Linked DNA regions of Homo sapiens: region 2 is linked to region 1. A link is an interaction called in ENCODE POLR2A ChIA-PET data of the cell type or tissue named here. Cell type or tissue: IMR-90. All regions are shown on one strand. Links, peaks and the distances in the headings refer to the core of each region. The heading gives the core; the rest is flanking DNA.

What was found. ChIA-PET counts read pairs that join two places held together with the same protein. Peaks named below come from ENCODE experiments on the same cell type or tissue, not always from the same donor. Only the 100,000 strongest peaks of a DNase experiment are listed, where the experiment ranks them.
Region 2: POLR2A ChIA-PET joins it to region 1 with 5 read pairs; 2 of 35 experiments call an interaction of 5 or more read pairs at or near these places.

What each region holds. Positions count from the first base shown.
Region 1 is chr3:48,096,810-48,104,742 of GRCh38, reverse strand. No RefSeq gene overlaps it. Among named protein-coding and RNA genes, the nearest start is that of MAP4, 84 kb to the right of the region's middle. In IMR-90, for the core only: no CTCF peak of the experiment used is centred there; a DNase peak (open chromatin) is centred at 3,612; H3K27ac peaks cover 195 bases.
Region 2 is chr3:47,809,314-47,817,246 of GRCh38, reverse strand. DHX30 (DExH-box helicase 30) reads right to left here. Exons shown (of 22, transcript NM_138615.3): 3 at 6,536-6,590. The coding sequence starts at 6,563. Among named protein-coding and RNA genes, the nearest start is that of DHX30, 10 kb to the right of the region's middle. In IMR-90, for the core only: no CTCF peak of the experiment used is centred there; no DNase peak of the experiment used is centred there.

The DNA of each region.
Region 1 (7,933 bases), core at 1,340-6,339:
GAAAAAATGCTCCACATTACTATACCCTGGGGGAAGGAATGCTCATGCCATGAAGCCTCCATAAAACCCCGAGGGAGGCTGGGCACGGTGGTTCACGCCTGTAATCCCAGCACTTTGGGAGGCAGAGACGGGTGGATCACTTGAGGTGAGGAGTTCGAGACCAGCCTGGCCAACATGGTGAAACCCTATCTCTACTAAAAATACAAAAAAATTAGATGGGTGTGGTATCAGGCACCTGTAATCCCAGCTACTTGTGAGACTGAAGCAAGAGAATTGCTTGAACCTGGGAGGTGGAGGTTGCAATGAGCTGAGGTCGTGCCATTGCACTCCAGCCTGGGTGACAGAGTGAGACTGTCTTAAAACAAAAACAAAAACAAAAACAAACAAACAAAAAACCAAGAGGATAGGGTTTAGAGAGTGCTTCAGGATAGCTGAACACATGGAGGTTCCTAGAGGCTGGCACGCCCCGGGAGGGCATGGAAGCCCCACGTCCATTCCCCCACACCTCGCCCTATGCATCTCTTCATCTGCATCCTTTGTAATATCCTTTATAATCAACCAGTAAACCTAAGTAAGTGTTTCCGTGAGTTCTGTGAGACATTCCAGCAAATTAATTAAACGCAAAGGGGGTCATGGGGACCCCAACTTAAAGCTGGTCAGTCAGAAGTTCTGGAGGCTGGAACTTGTAGCTGGTGTGTGTTGGGGATAGTTTTGGGGACTGAGCCTTCCACCTGTGGGATCTGACACTATCTCCATGTAGATATAGTGTAAATAATCAACAGAGTAAACAGCCAAAGAAATAATCAACAGAGTAAACAGACAACCTGACAACCTATAGAATGGGATAAAATATTTGTAAATTAGGGCAGGCACGGTGGCTCACGCCTATAATCCCAGCACTTTGGTAGGCCAAGGAGGGCGGATCACGAGGTCAGGAGATCGAGACCATCCTGGCTAACATGGTGAAACCCTGTCTCTACTAAAACCACAAAAAATTAGCCAGGCGCGCTGGTGGGCGCCTGTGGTCCCAGTTACTCAGAAGACTGAGGCAGAAGAATGGCGTCAACCCAGGAGGCAGAGCTTGCAGCGAGCTGAGATCGCGCCACTGCACTCCAGCCTGGGCAACAGAGCGAGACTCCGTCTAAAAAAAAAAAAAAAACGCTGAGCGCAGTGGCTTGCGCCTGTAATCCCAGCACTTTGGGAGGCTGAGGCGGGCGGATCATGAGTCAGGAGATCGAGACCATCCTGGCTAATACAGTGAAACCCTGTCTCTACTAAAAATACAAAAAATCAGCCGGGTGTGGTGGTGGGCGCCTGCAGTCCCAGCTACTCAGGAGGCTGAGGCAGGAGAATGGCGTGAATCTGGGAGGCAGACCTTGCAGTGAGCCGAGATCCTGCCACTGTATTCCAGCCTGGGTGACAGAGCAAGACTCCGTCTCAAAAAAAAAAAATTATAAATTATGTCTCTGACAAAAGACTAACGTACAAAATCTACAAATAAATAACACAACAAGAAAAAAAAAACAAACAACTCCATGGCTGGGCACAGTGGCTCATGCCTGTAATCCCAGCACTTTGAGAGGCCAAGGTGGGAGGATTGCTTGAGCCCAGGAGTTCAAGACCAGCCTGGGCAACATAATGAGACCCCCCTCTCAATAAAAATAAAGCAAAAATAAATAAATAAAACCCACCAAACAACTCCATTAAAAACTGGGCAAAGACATGAACAGACACTTCTCAAAAGAAGACATACAAGCGGCCACAAACATAGGAAAAAATGTTCCACATCACTAATCATCATAGAAGTGCAAATTAAAACCACAATGAGATATTTTATACCAGTCAGAATGGCCATTATTAAAAAGTCAAAAAACAGACGTTGGTGTGGATGCAGAGAAAAGGGAACACTTGGCCTAGTGTGGTGGCTCACACCTATAATCCCAACACTTTGGGAGGCCAAGGTGGATAGATCGTCTGGGCCTAGCAGTTTGTGACCAGCCTGGGCAACATGGTGAAACCCCATCTCTACTAAAAATACAAAAAATTAGCTGGGCCGGTTGGCACATGCCTGTAGTCCCAGTTACTTGGGAGGCTTAGGTGGGAGGATCACCTGAGCTTGGGAAGTCGAGGCTGCAGTAAGCTTAGATTGCACCACTGCACTCCAGCCTAGGCAATGGGAGTGAGATCCTGTCTAAAAAACAAACAAACAAAGAAATAAACAAACAAAAAAAAAACCAAATGCCTTCTCATCTATAAGTGGAAACTAAACAAAGGGTACACATGGACGTAAAGATGAAAATAATAGACACTGGGGACTCTAAAACAGGGTAGGCTGAGAGGGGGGCAAGGGTTGAAAAATTACCTGTCAGGTACAACCTTCACTATTTGGGTAATGAGTACACTAGAAATCCAATCCCCACCATTATGCAATATACTCATGAAACCATCAAGCACATGTGCCCACTAATCTAATATAAAATAGGCTTGGGACAGTGGTTCATGCCTGTAATCCCAGCATTTTGGGAGTCTGAGGTGGGAGGATCGCTAGAGACCAGGAGTTAGAGACCAGGCTGGGCAACACGTCAAGACCTTGTCTTTACAAAAAATAAAAAAATTAGCCAGGTGTGGTGGCACATACCTGTGATCCTAGCTACTCAGGAGGATGAGGTGGGCGGATTGCTGGAGCCCAGGAGTTCGAGGCTATAGTCCACTAAGATTGTACTACTGCACTCCAGCTTGGATGACAGAGTGAAACTATCTCAAAATAAAATAAAATAAAATAGGTGACTCTTGGTAAAGTGTATGTGAGAGTCCTACATACTATTTTTATTTTTGCAAATTTTCAGTAAGTTTGAAAATTTTTTTTGTTTTTAATGGTGTTAATTTGTATTTTCTTCTTCTTTTTTTTTTTTTTTTTTTTTGAGACAGGATCTCACTCTGTCACTCAGGCTGGAGTGTAGTGGTACGGACGCGGCTCACTGCAGCCTTGACCTACTGGGCTCAAGGGATCCTCCTGCCTCAACCTCCTCTGTAGCTGGGACCACAGGCACATGCCACCATGCCTGGCTAATTTTTCTTTTTTTGGAGACAGGGTCTTGCTCTGTCACCCAGAGTGCAGTGGTGCAGCGGTAGGATCTTAGCTCACTGCAACCTCTGCCTCCTGGGTTCAAGCAATTCTCCTGCCTCAGCCTCCCAAGTAGCTGAGATCACAGGCACCTGACACTATGGCTGGCTAATTTTTGTATTTTTAGTATGGACAGGGTTTCACCATGTTGCCAGGCTGGTGTGAAACTCCTGACCTCAGGTGATCCACCTGCCTCAGCCTCTAAAAGTGCTGGTATAACAGACATGAGCCACCGCTCCTGGCCCTGGCTAATTTTAAAATTTTTATTGTAGAAATGAGGTCTCACTTTGCTGCCCAGGCTAGTCTCAAACTTTTGAGCTCAAGCCATCCTCCCATCTCAACCTCCCAAAGTGCTGGGATTACAAGCGTGACCCACTGTGCCTGGCAAAATTATGCCTAAGTGTTTAAAAAATGCTTCCCTGCAAAGTCCTCTGTCCACACTAATTGAGTCAGTGTGGACTGTGCCCACAGGAATTCCATGATTATGTGCAGCTCTTTCTTAAATACAAGTTAGTTTATCCAATCTGCCCATTGTTTCATTCCAAGCTAAGTGAGGAAGGGCCAAAGAGCTAAGGCAAGCATCTTTTAAAATAATCCTTTTATGTTCATCTCCTCTCAGAAAACCTTTTCTGAAGCAGGCTCTCACCAAAGGCTTACTGAATTGGCCATAGTTGGCTAATTCTGAGTGATCTATGGTGAGCTCTGAACAGAGAGAGCAATTATGATTATAGCCAGGAAGCAGATCCTGGAGAGAAAAGGGAAAGAGAAAAAACAAACAAAAAAATCAGTCAGGCACAGTGCTGGCTCATATCTGTAATCCTATCACTCTGGGAGGCAAAGGTGAATCACTTGAGCCCTTGAGCTCCCCAGGAGTTTAGACCAGTCTGGGCAACATGGTGAGAACCCTGTTCCTAAAAAATAAATAAATAAAGTTTAGCCAGGCGTAGTGGCACACGTCTATAGTCCCAACTACTCAGGAGGCTGAGGTGGGAGGATTGCTGGAGCCTGGGCCATCAAGGCTGCAGTGAGCCATGAACACACCACTGCACTTCAGCGTGGGCAACAGAGTGAGAACTTGTCTCAAAAAAAAAGGCCAGGCACGGTGGCTCACGCCTATCATCCCAGCACTTTGGGAGGCCGAGGCAGGCAGATCACGAGGTCAGGAGATCGAGACCATCCTGGCTAACATGGTGAAACTCTGTCTCTACTAAAAATACAAAAAAATTAGCCAGGCGTGGTGGCGGCCGCCTGTAGTCCTAGCCACTCGGGAGGCTGAGGCAGGAGAATGGTGTGAACCCGGGAGGCGGAGCTTGCAGTGAGCCAAGATGGTGCCACTGCACTCCAGCCTGGTTGACAGAGCGAGACTCCGCTTCAAAAAAAAAAAAAATTCAAGATGAGGTGGAAAGTGCACTGAGCAAGGAGTCAAAGGATGTGATCTCTAGTTCCAGATCTACCACTTACTGGTTGGGTAACTAGGTGTGTACTAGGAGAGGGGAAAATGTCTCCCCTCTATCTTTCTAGGTTCTTTGGCCAGGCTATGAATTAAATTCAAATAAGACAGATTAACAAGAGAAAAAGTATATTTAATTATGTATATACACACAGGAGTCCCACAAAACATAAGACCCTTAGAAGGGTCAGACTATTGAAGCTTATATAGCATCCTGAGCTACAGAAAGGAATACAGACCTGCCTGAGGGAGGGGTAGGTGGCAACAAGCCACAGGAGGGCAAGGGGAGGAAACATATATGAACCAAGGGCATTCTGCTATGCAGATAAAAAGTCTCTCAGGTAATAAAGGTTATCTCAGGGCTGGGGGTGGTGGCTTGTGCCTGTAATCCCAGCACTTTTGGAGGCTGAGGTGGGCAGATTACTTGAGGTCAGGAGTTCAAGACCAGCCTGGCCAACATGGTGAAACCCCATCTCTACTAAAAATACAAAAAATTAGCTGGGTGTGGTGGCACGAGCCTGTAATCTCAACTATTCGGAAGGCTGAGGCATGAGAATCGCTTGAACCTGGGAGGTGAAGGTTGCAGTGAGCTGAGATTGTGCAACTGCCCTCCAGCCTGGGAAACTGAGTGAGACTCTGTCTCAAAATAAAATAAAATAAAATAAAATAAAATAAAAGATAAGATAAAATGTTATCTCAGAGCAGTTATCTTCCTAATACAGATAATCTACTAATGTAGATTTCCTTTATAGATGTGAAGTTCTTTTATAAAAGGACAAATTTTCAGAGCTACTCCTGTGTCTGCAGTTTCTCAGAATAATCAGCTCAAATATGCCAAAGAGGTACATTTTGGGGTGGCATGCTGTGATCTCCTATAGTCATATTTTGGGGTGGGGTGCCCTGAGCCCCATCAGTGATCTTGGGTACACAACTTCACATCCCTAAATCTGTTTCCTCAACTTCAAAATGTGGATAGTAATACTAACTCAGATTATCTCAGAGTCATAGAAAGCCTAACCTCTCACACCAGAGAGCAAAGCGCTTCACAACAAGCAAAGTGCTATCACAGTGAAAGAAGAAAATTAGAAGCTATAATTCAGTCTTAGAATGCCAGGGCTTGAAGGGCCCTTTGACAGTCTGCCACCCTCTTATTTCATAAATGATGCATTTGAAGCCCCAAAAGGGGAAATCACATAGCATGTTTAGGGGTTAGGGGCAGAGGTGGGCATGTTACTCCAGTATTTTTAGAGTAGAAACAACCCCTTCCCTCCTTTGTGCTCCGCCTAGGTGTAGGTATATAAAATTAACTAAAGGAAGAGGGCCCAGGCATGGTGGCTCATGCCTGTAATCCCAGCACTTTGGGAGGCCGAGGCAGGTGGATCACCTGAGGTCAGGAGTTTGAGACCAGCCTGGTCAACATGGTGAAACCCCATCTCTCAGAAAAAGAAAAAAAAAATTAACCAAAGGAAGAGAAAATAAGGATCTAGCTAGAGGGACTTTGTGTTCAGGGAATGCCCCAAAGGTGTTACATTCACTCAAAGGAGACGGGCCCTTGTAATTAGTCCTGAGGTCACAGGAACAAGGGAACACTGGGTGAACCTTGAAAGAAGTAGTCATAGAGGAAAGAAGTGCCATATTACACACTATACAGCATGAACGATGAATGAGACCAAAGAAAGTAAGAGGTGAAAGAGACCATCACCATCTTGTTCTACTTCCCCTGGTAGAGATGAGGAACCTGAGGTCCAGAGATGGGAAATGGCTTGCCCAAGGCCACATAGCTTGTTCCTGGCAGAGCTGGGACTGTAATGGGGTTTCTCAACTCGTAGTCCAGGACTTTTACTCCATATATCAGTTGGGATTGCATTTAGCTGCAAATGACAGATACTAATGGTGGCTTACATCAATAGGGGTTTATTGGCCAACGATGGCTTTAAGAGATAGGAGTTTTGGCCAGGCGTGGTGGCTCACGTCTGTAATCCCAGCACTTTGGGAGGCTGAGGCAGGCAGATCATCTGAGGTCAGGAGTTAGAGACCAGCCTGACCAACATGGAGAAACGTCGTCTCTCCTAAAAATACAAAATTAGCTGGGTGTGGTGGTGCATGCCTGTAATCCCAGCTACTCGGGAGGCTGAGGCAGGAGAATGGCTTGAACCTGGGAGGCAGAGGTTTCAGTGAGCTGCGTCTCAAAAAAAAAAAAAGATAGGGGTTCATTTTGATCACTTTACAGGAAATCAAAGATTAAGGTAGCTAGCCAGGTGTGGGGTATGGTGGCTCACACCTGTATACCAGCTACTCAAGAGGCTGAGGTAGGAGGATCTCTGAGCCCAGGAGTTTGAGACCATCTTGGGCAACATAGCGAGACCCCATTTCTTTTGTTTTTTTTTTGTTTTTTGTTTTTATGAGATGGAGTCTCGCTCTGCCGCCCAGGCTGGAGTGCAGTGGCGTGATCTTGGGTCAATGCAAACTCCGCCTCCTGGGTTCAAGTGATTCTCCTGCCTCAGCCTCCTGAGTAGCTGGGATTACAGGCACCTGCCACTGTGCTCAGCTAATTTTTGTATTTTTAGTAGAGATGGGGTTTCACCATCTTGGCCAGGCTGGGCGAGACCCCATTTCTTTTTTCTTTTGGAGATGGAGTTTCACTCTTGCTGCCCAGGATGGAGTGCAGTGGCACCATCTTGGCTCATCGCAACCGCTGTCTCCCAGGTTCAAGCGATTCTCCTGCCTCAGCCTCCTGAGTAGCTGGGATTACAGGCACCTGCCACCATGTCCGGCTAATTTTTCTATTTTTAGTAGAGATGGGGTTTCACCATGTTGGCCAGGCTGGTCTCAAACTCCTGACCTCAGGTGATCCACCCACCTCGGCCTCCCAAAGTGCTGGGATTACAGGCGTGAGCCACGGCACCTGGCCCTATTTTTTTTTTTAAATGAAGTTTCACTCTGTTGCCAGGCTGGAGTGCAGTTGCGCGATCTTGGCTCACTGCAGCCTCCTGGGTTGAAGCGATTCTCCTGCCTCAGCCTCCAGAATAGCTGGGACTGCAGGCCCACACCACCACATCCAGCTAATTTTTGTGTTTTTAGTAGAGACGGGGTTTCACCATGTTGGCCAGGCTGGTCTCAAACTCCTGACCTCAGGTGATCCACCCGCCTCGGCCTCCCAAAGTGCTTAGATTATAGGCATGAGCCACTGCGTCCAGTGCCAGCCTACATTAATTTAAAGATGAAAGAAGGGGTAAGTGCAACAAGCACCCAGATGAGAGTAAGAAAATGAGTTCAAGCCTGGATTCTGCCATTTTTCTGTGGGTCCTCAACATATCTCAATTACTACACTTGAAAAAGGATTGGGCTAAAATAATCCA
Region 2 (7,933 bases), core at 1,711-6,710, 290 kb after region 1:
TGACATTCAGAGAGTCACTAGTCTTGGGGCTGGGAGAAATGCATGCACTCTTTGCTCTCTTTGCCCCTCTGGTTTCAGTACAGTAAATGGGGTAGAAGGGGAGCAGAGATGGCCACACACACCTGAAGCTTGAGAAACCACCTGTTCTACAAAGATGTTCATTTGTGGAATGCAAATTGACTCATATACAATTGGTAAAGAGGAGAAAGATATCAGTAAAACAAGACTCTTGTTTCAAAAAATTCTGAAAGCAAAGGAGCTGAAAAAGCAGGAGTAGAATTATAATCTTCAGCAGGAAAGAAAAAGCCCTTTCAGCTATTTTTTTTTTTATTAAAATTGAGTGCCTATACCTATAGAGAATCAAGGTGGTAGATACAAAGGTGTTCACTATACAATTTCTTCAATGTTTCAGTATTTTTGAAATTTTTCACAACAAAATGTTAGGGGAGAAGCAAGTCCTGCACTCCAACCCTCCTCCCCCACAGTCCCAGCTGCACACACTCCTTCACCACAGTGGCTGTTTCAGAACTCCACCTCCACCTGGGCTTCCTCGGTAACTGCCAGCTCTGCTCACATTAGAAGGCTCTTTGTAGCCCGGCGCGGTGGCTCACGCCTATAATCCCAGCACTTTGGGAGGCTGAGGCCAGCGGATCACAAGGTCAAGAGATCGAGACCATCCTGGCCAACATGGTGAAACCCCGTCTCTACTAAAAATACAAAAATTGGCAGGGCATGGTGGCGTGTGCCTGTAGTCCCAGCTACTCAGGAGGCTGAGGCACGAGAATGACTTGAACCCGGGAGGCGGAGGATGCAGTGAGCCGAGATCGCGCCATTGCACTCCAGCCTGGCCACAGAACAAGACTCCGTCTTAAAAAAAAAAAAAAAAAAAAGAAGACGGCTCTTTGTACATTTGCAGCATCACATCACCCTGAGCTGCCTGTCTAGGTAGTCCAAAGCATCTTCCCAAGCACCAATAATTGTTTTTTGTCATATTTTGGTCAAAAAGTTGCAGTTGCATTGGCCCAATTCTATTTTTCCCATAAGCTCTCTTATAATATTATAGATGTGTGATTTTTTTCTTTTTATTTTATAGGTATGTGATTTTACAGAAAACATACATAGAGTTACAGCAGACGTGCTTGTAGGATCTTCTAGAACTAAATGCCTAGGATCAAGGTTTATTTTGAAACTAATTCCAGTTCTGCCTTGAAGCTAAGGTTGGAAATGACCAGCTCAACCTCTCCATTCCTGTTTAAGGAGGGTCCTCATTCACATCCAGGGATGCTGGATTGAAAAAAAAAAAAAAAGAATAAATGATTCAATGATTAGTTATTATCTCATTAAGCATTTTCAGCAATTGGGAGAGAGTTGTTACAATCCCATAACTTCACTGAGCCCACTTCTGACCATGTACCTGGAGAGAAAATGCACATTCTTGCTATTGATCCAGTGTTTTTCAAAGTTTTGTGCTGGCTGTGAAAGACTCAGCTTGCTCTTTTTTTTTTTTTTTTTTTTTTTTTTTTGCTCTTTTTTATTGTTCAGCTTGCTCTTTGTAGCCTGAGTCCGATGGCATTACAGGTAAGAAATCAGACAGCTAAGTTAAGATGCTCGCAAGGGCAGTAACAAGTAACTTACCAGGAACATGGGCATTCTTACCAACAGCTTTGTTAAATTACATAATGAGAAAGATGGTAGCTAGCCACAAGACCCAGTGGGCCACCATCCACAATGCTGCATGGAATTGCTATAGCTGTTTCCATCAGAACCATCAAATGGCCCATCCTATTGAGGCTATAAGCTCCAGAGTACCAAGAAGCATCTCTGAAACAGAGCTCTCTTCACCCTAGTGTCTCCTACACAGCAGGTGCTCAATCATGCAACCTCACAGCACACTGCATGCTGAGGCAAGGCTATAGCTCTCCAGTATTTATCAAGGGCATACCATGCCCAAGAGTAAGGGTTGAGCACCGACCATAGCCAGGTGCTTTTCCTATATTTCAGCTCTAATATCTTCACTGTAGTCCTGAAGATAGCAGGTAGGAAACAAGATCAGGTAAGTTAACACCTTGCTAGTATTAGGGAAAGCCAGATTCAAGCCCCAGTCAATGAAACTCGGGAACCTCAAGCTTCACATCAACTTACATTTCCTCTCAAGGTTCATGACACCCTAGGAACTCATAATTTGATGATGAAGAGCAAAGAAACATGTAAAAGGAAAACTCAAGCCAAGCACAGTGGCTCACACCTGTAGTCCCAACACTTTGGGAGGCCAAGGCAGGAGGATTACATGAAGCCAGGAGTTTGAGAACAGCCTGGGAAACATAGGAAGACCCTGTTTCCACCAAAAAAAAAAAAATTATTTTTTTAATTATTTTATTTCTTAAAAAAATACAGAACAAAACAAAACAAAACTAACTAACAAAAAACGGCCGGGCGTGGTGGTTCACACCTGTAATCCCAACACTTTAGGAGGCCAAGGCGGGTGGATCATGAGGTCAGGAGACTGAGGCCATCCTGGCTAACATGGTGAAACCCCATCTCCACTAAAAATACAAAAAATTAGCCAGGCGTGGTGGCTGGCGCCTGTAGTCCCAGCTACTCGGGAGGCTGAGGCAGAAAAATGGCATGAATCTGGGAGGTGGAGCTTGCTAAAAATACAGAGAGACAGGGTCTCCCAATGCTGTCCAGGCTGCTCTCAAACTCCTGGCTCAAACAATCTTTTTGTCTTAGCCTCCCAAAGTGCTGGGATTACAAGCATGAGACACGGCGCTCAGACAGGAAAAAAAAATTTTTTTTTCTTTTTTTTTTTTTTTTTTTGTTTTGAGACAGAGTCTCGCTCTGTCACCCAGGCTAGAGTGCAGTGGTGTGATCTCAGCTCACTGCCACCTCTGCCTCCTGGGTTCAAGCGATTTGCTGCCTCAGCCTCCCAAGTAGCTGGGATTACCATGCCCGGCTGATTTTTATTTTTATTTTTATTTTTTTTTAGTAGAGACGGGGTTTCACCATGTTGGCCAGGCTGGTCTCGAACTCCTGATGTCAAGTAGTCCACCCACCTTAGCCTCCCAAAGTGCTGGGATTACAGGCCTGAGCCACCGCGCTCAGCTGAGGATCGTGATTTTTATTGGGCTTTCCATCTCTTTACAAAATCAGTACTATTAATTCAGAGACACTCACCATGAGAAAACCTGCTTTCATCGACCTTTTACAAGTGGGTAGACAATAAAGCCCACTGGTTAGTAAGTAAACACAAAGTGCTAATTTTAGCTAAAAAAAAAAAATGTGCTGCCCACACTAATCTCAAGTTCAGTTTTTTCCTTCTTACATACAGCTGGCCAAAAAAAAAAAAAAAAAAAAAGCCCAGGATGACAGAAATAAATTTTTTCAAACAATATGAAAACAGATGGAGTGGCTGGAGATACACAAGGAGGCAGGGACATGCTGCTCTCTGAGCCCTAGTACGTCCAGCCCTCCTTCTGGCCCCATTCAATGGGTTACACAGGGCACCACTTGGCCAGGGGTTTCCCAGGCCTCGAGGAACACAACTTAGAGAGAGAGAAGACACAATCAGGAAGACCTATTTAATCAGCAGTTATAGACGTTCTGTTATGGTTCTTATTTATTTGTAAAATATCCTCAGACAGAAGCCTCAGAATCAGCTTCAACACGGGCTACAGGCCCTTTACTCTTCAGTCTCTTGAAGAAAAAAAGTCATGTTCTAAGAAATACAAAGCTCTCAGGATCTGGCCCCTAAAGTCCCCACAGGCTACTTTACCTCCTATAAACACATTGTGAACTCTACCCTATAGCCCTGTCAAGGCTCAATTCTGCCATTGCCTATGCAACCCCCTCACTCAGTGTGCTGTAGAGCACTAATTTCAAGACTTGCCAGAATTTCTTTTTGTTTTTTGAGATGGAGTCTCGCTGTTTCGCCCAGGCCAGACAGTGGCGCGATCTCGGCTCACTGCAAGCTCCGCCCCCTGGGTTCACACCATTCTCCTGCCTCAGCCTCCCGAGTAGCTGGGACTATAGGCACCCACCACCGCACCCGGCTAATTTTTTATTTTGTATTTTTAGTAGAGACGGGGTTTCACCATATTGGCCAGGATGGTCTCAATCTCCTGACCTCGTGATCCGCCTGCCTCGGCCTCCCAAAGTGCTGGGATTACAGGCGTGAGCCACCGCGCCCGGCAAGACTTGCCAGAGTTTCTATGATCACTAACGAAAGAATGACTTTGATATAGTGTGGATATTTGTCCCTACCCAAATCTCATGTTGAAATGTAATCTCCTGCTGGTGGCTCACGCCTGTAATCCCAACACTTTGGGAGGCCGAGATGGGCGAAATCACTTGAGCTCAGGAGTTACAGACCAGCCTGGCCAATATGGCGAAATCCCATCTCTACTAAAAATACAAGAATTACCCGGGTGTGGTGGCACACGCCTGTAGTCCCAGCTACTCGGGAGGCTGAGGCAGGAGAATTGCTTGAACCCGGGAGGCAGAGGTTGCAGTGAGCCAAGCTCGTGCCACTGCACTCCAGCCTGGGCAACAACAGAGTGAGACTCCGTCTCAAAAAAAAAAAAAAAGGAAATGTAATCTCTGCTGTTGAAGGGTCACAGAATGGATCCCTCATGGCTTGCTACTATCCTTGTGATAGTGAGTAAATTCTCATGAAATCTTTTTTTTTTTTTTGAGATGGATTCTTGCCCTGTCGCCCAGGCTGGAGTGCAGTGGCACAATCTTGACTCACTACAACCTGCACCTCCTGGGTTCAAGCAATTCTCGTGCCTTAGCCTCCCAAGTAGCTGGGAATACAGGTGCACACCACCACGCCTAGCTAATTTTCTGTATTTTTAGTAGAGACGGGTCTCATCATGTTGGCCAGGCTGGTCTCAAATGCCTGACCTCAAGTGATCCGCCCACTTTGGCCTCCCAAAGTGCTGGGATTACAGGTGTGAGCCACTGCGCCCAGCCTCTCATGAGATCCTGTTGTTTATTTTATTTATTTATTTATTTATTTTTGAGATGGCATCTCACTCTTGTTGCCCAGGCTGGAGTGCAATGGCACGATCTCAGCTCACTGCAACCCGTCTCCCAGGTTCAAGCGATTCTCCTGCCTCAGCCTCCCAAGTAGCTGGGATTACAGGTGCCCACCACCACACATGGCCTTTTTTTTTTTTTTTTTTGAGACTGAGTCTTGCTCTGTTGCCCAGGCTGGAGTGCAGTGGTGTAATCTCGGCTCACTGCAACCTCTGCCTCCCGGGTTAAAGCTATTCTCCTGCCTCAGCCTCCCAAGTAGCTGGGACTATAGGCGCAGACTGCCACGCCTGGATAATTTTTTGTATTTTAGTAGAGATGGGGTTTCACTGTGTTGTCCAGGCTGGTCTGGAACTCCTGAGCTCAGGCAATCCGTCCACCTTGGCCTCCCAAAGTGCTGGGATTACAGGCGTGAGCCATCATGCCCAGCCAATCTTGTTTAAATTGTGTGGCACCTCCCCAACTCTCTCTCTCTGGATCCTGATTTTTGCCACGTGACACGCCTGCTCCCGCTTCACCTTCTGCCCCTGAGTGAAAGCTCCCTGAGTCCTCCCCAGAAGCCAAACAGATGCCAGCACCATGTTTCCTATACACCCTGCAGAAATGTGAGCCAATTAAACCTCTTTTCTTATAAATTACCCAGTCTCAGGTATTTTTTTATACCAATGCAAGAACAGCCTAATACAGACTCAATCCAACTTCCACCAGTGTTTACTGAGGCCTACTATGTGCGAAATGCTGGCCAGGTGCTATGCATCGTAAAAGCACACAACAGGCCCTGGCTACAGGGAGCTTCCAATCTAGTGACAAAATGATTAATTCAGAATAGACTAACCATGAGAACGAACAGGTATGGTACCGAGGAAGATTGGAGAAAGATTGCATTTGGTCAACAGAATTAGGAAAGGTTCATGAAGGAGATGGTATAAAATACTAGCCTAGAAAAATAGGATTTTAGAGGCCAGCCACGGTGGCTCACACCTGTAATCCCAGCACTTTGGGAGGCCGAGGTGGGTGGATCACTTGAGGTCAACAGTTTGAGACCAGCCTGGCCAACATGGTGAAACCCCGTCTCAACTAAAAAAAAAAAAAAGAATTAGCCGAGCTTGGCAGCTGGTTCCTGTAATCCCAGCTACTACGGAGGCTGAGGCAGGAGAATTGCTTCAACCCAGGAGGAGGAGATTGCACTGAGCCGAGATCGTGCCACTGCACTCCAGCCTGGGCGACAGAAGTGAGGCTCCATCTCAGAAAAAAAAAAAAGGATTTTAATAAGCAGGGAGTACGCAGAAGGGGGCACTGGGAGGAAGCATGGCAAAGGCCATGGCAAGGGTTGGCACAGATTCTAAGCACCATGCAAAAGGAAGGCTATAGGAAAGGCCTTTGGAAAACCACCCAAAGAAATGTGCAAGAACTACATACTGGGGAGAGACTTTCACAGCCCTCAGAGCTGCCCATCCCAATAAGGAAGGGCATGAGGTCACAAGCACAGTTGCAGTCTTACCTTTTCTGAATGAGTCCAGGCTGAACATTTCTGGCCAGGAGGGAAAGCTGGAATCCTGAGAACAAGGAGGGCCAAGAGGCAATGGTTAATATTCCTGGTCCAGCAACCCACAAAGAAGACTTCAGTAACATGGAGAGCACTGTTCAGAAAATGAAAAAAATGAAACTCTTCACTAATGAGCCCCAACTGCTGCTCCCCAGTCTTGAGGACTGGAAGGCCAGCTCCACTCTAGAGTAATTGTCTTTGCTTCTTTCTAATTGAGCACTTTCTTCCCTGTCCTAAAACTCCCCATATCCTGTTAAACAGAGGGAGATGCATTTCATCATGAGAGACATGTAGTTCTATCTAGTTCATCATAATACTTACAGGTTTCCTTCCCAGTTCATCATAATACTTGCAGGTTTCCTTCCTAGTTATCATAATACTTGCAGGTTTCCTTGGGACTTCCAGGAAGAAACGAAATTCTACATGGACCCCTTCTGTCATGTGGCATCAGGAAACAGGACTGATGACTGCCTTATGGGCAAACTGCCTTACTGGGCTTTCATAAAACCTAGTCAAGACCCTAAAAATGAGATTTGACTGACAGGATCAAAGAATAACTGTACAGTGATTCAGAATAAAAAGCTTTTCATAGCAGTCTCTATGAAATAACAAATATTAAGTTAAAGCACAACTATTAGCCAAAAGTTTTGGTGCATTTTGCTTATTAGTATATTTAACTGAGGACTATACTTAGAGATGACAAGAAAAAAAAGCAACACATCTGGTTTAACAATTTTGTTTTAAAAAATACTCAAACTCAGATTTATAGATGTTTTTATAATCCAGTACTCCTTGATTAGTGCAGTAACCTTAAATGGACTTTGTTTAAAAACATCTACACAGTGTTTAGCCAATCAGAATCATGTCCAACATTGATTGGAGTCTACTGGGGCCAACACTCCGGCTCCTGACTCCTGTTCCCTCTCATTCTCAAATTGTGGGGAGGTGGGGAGTGGAGGGCTGACCTGGGGCGGAATCTTTCAGGTCCATAGCAGGTCTGCCCTGATGGCCTCCACTCCCCAAGGGATGCTGGAAATTTCAGCCCATAGGATATGGTATATCACAGAGAAAACTTCAATACAATATCAACAATGATAACATTTACTTTAAGAAGTTACATTCCGGCCAGGCGCGGTGGCTCACGCCTGTAATCCCAGCACTTTGGGAGGCCGAGGTGGGCGGATCACGAGGTCAGGAGATCGAGACCATCCTTGCTAACACGGTGAAACCCCGTCTCTACTAAAAAAATACAAAAAAATGAGCCAGGCATGGTTGTGCGGGCCTGTAGTCCCAGCTACTCAGGAGGCTGAGGCAGGAGAATGGCGTGAACCCAGGAGGCAGAGCTTGCAGTGA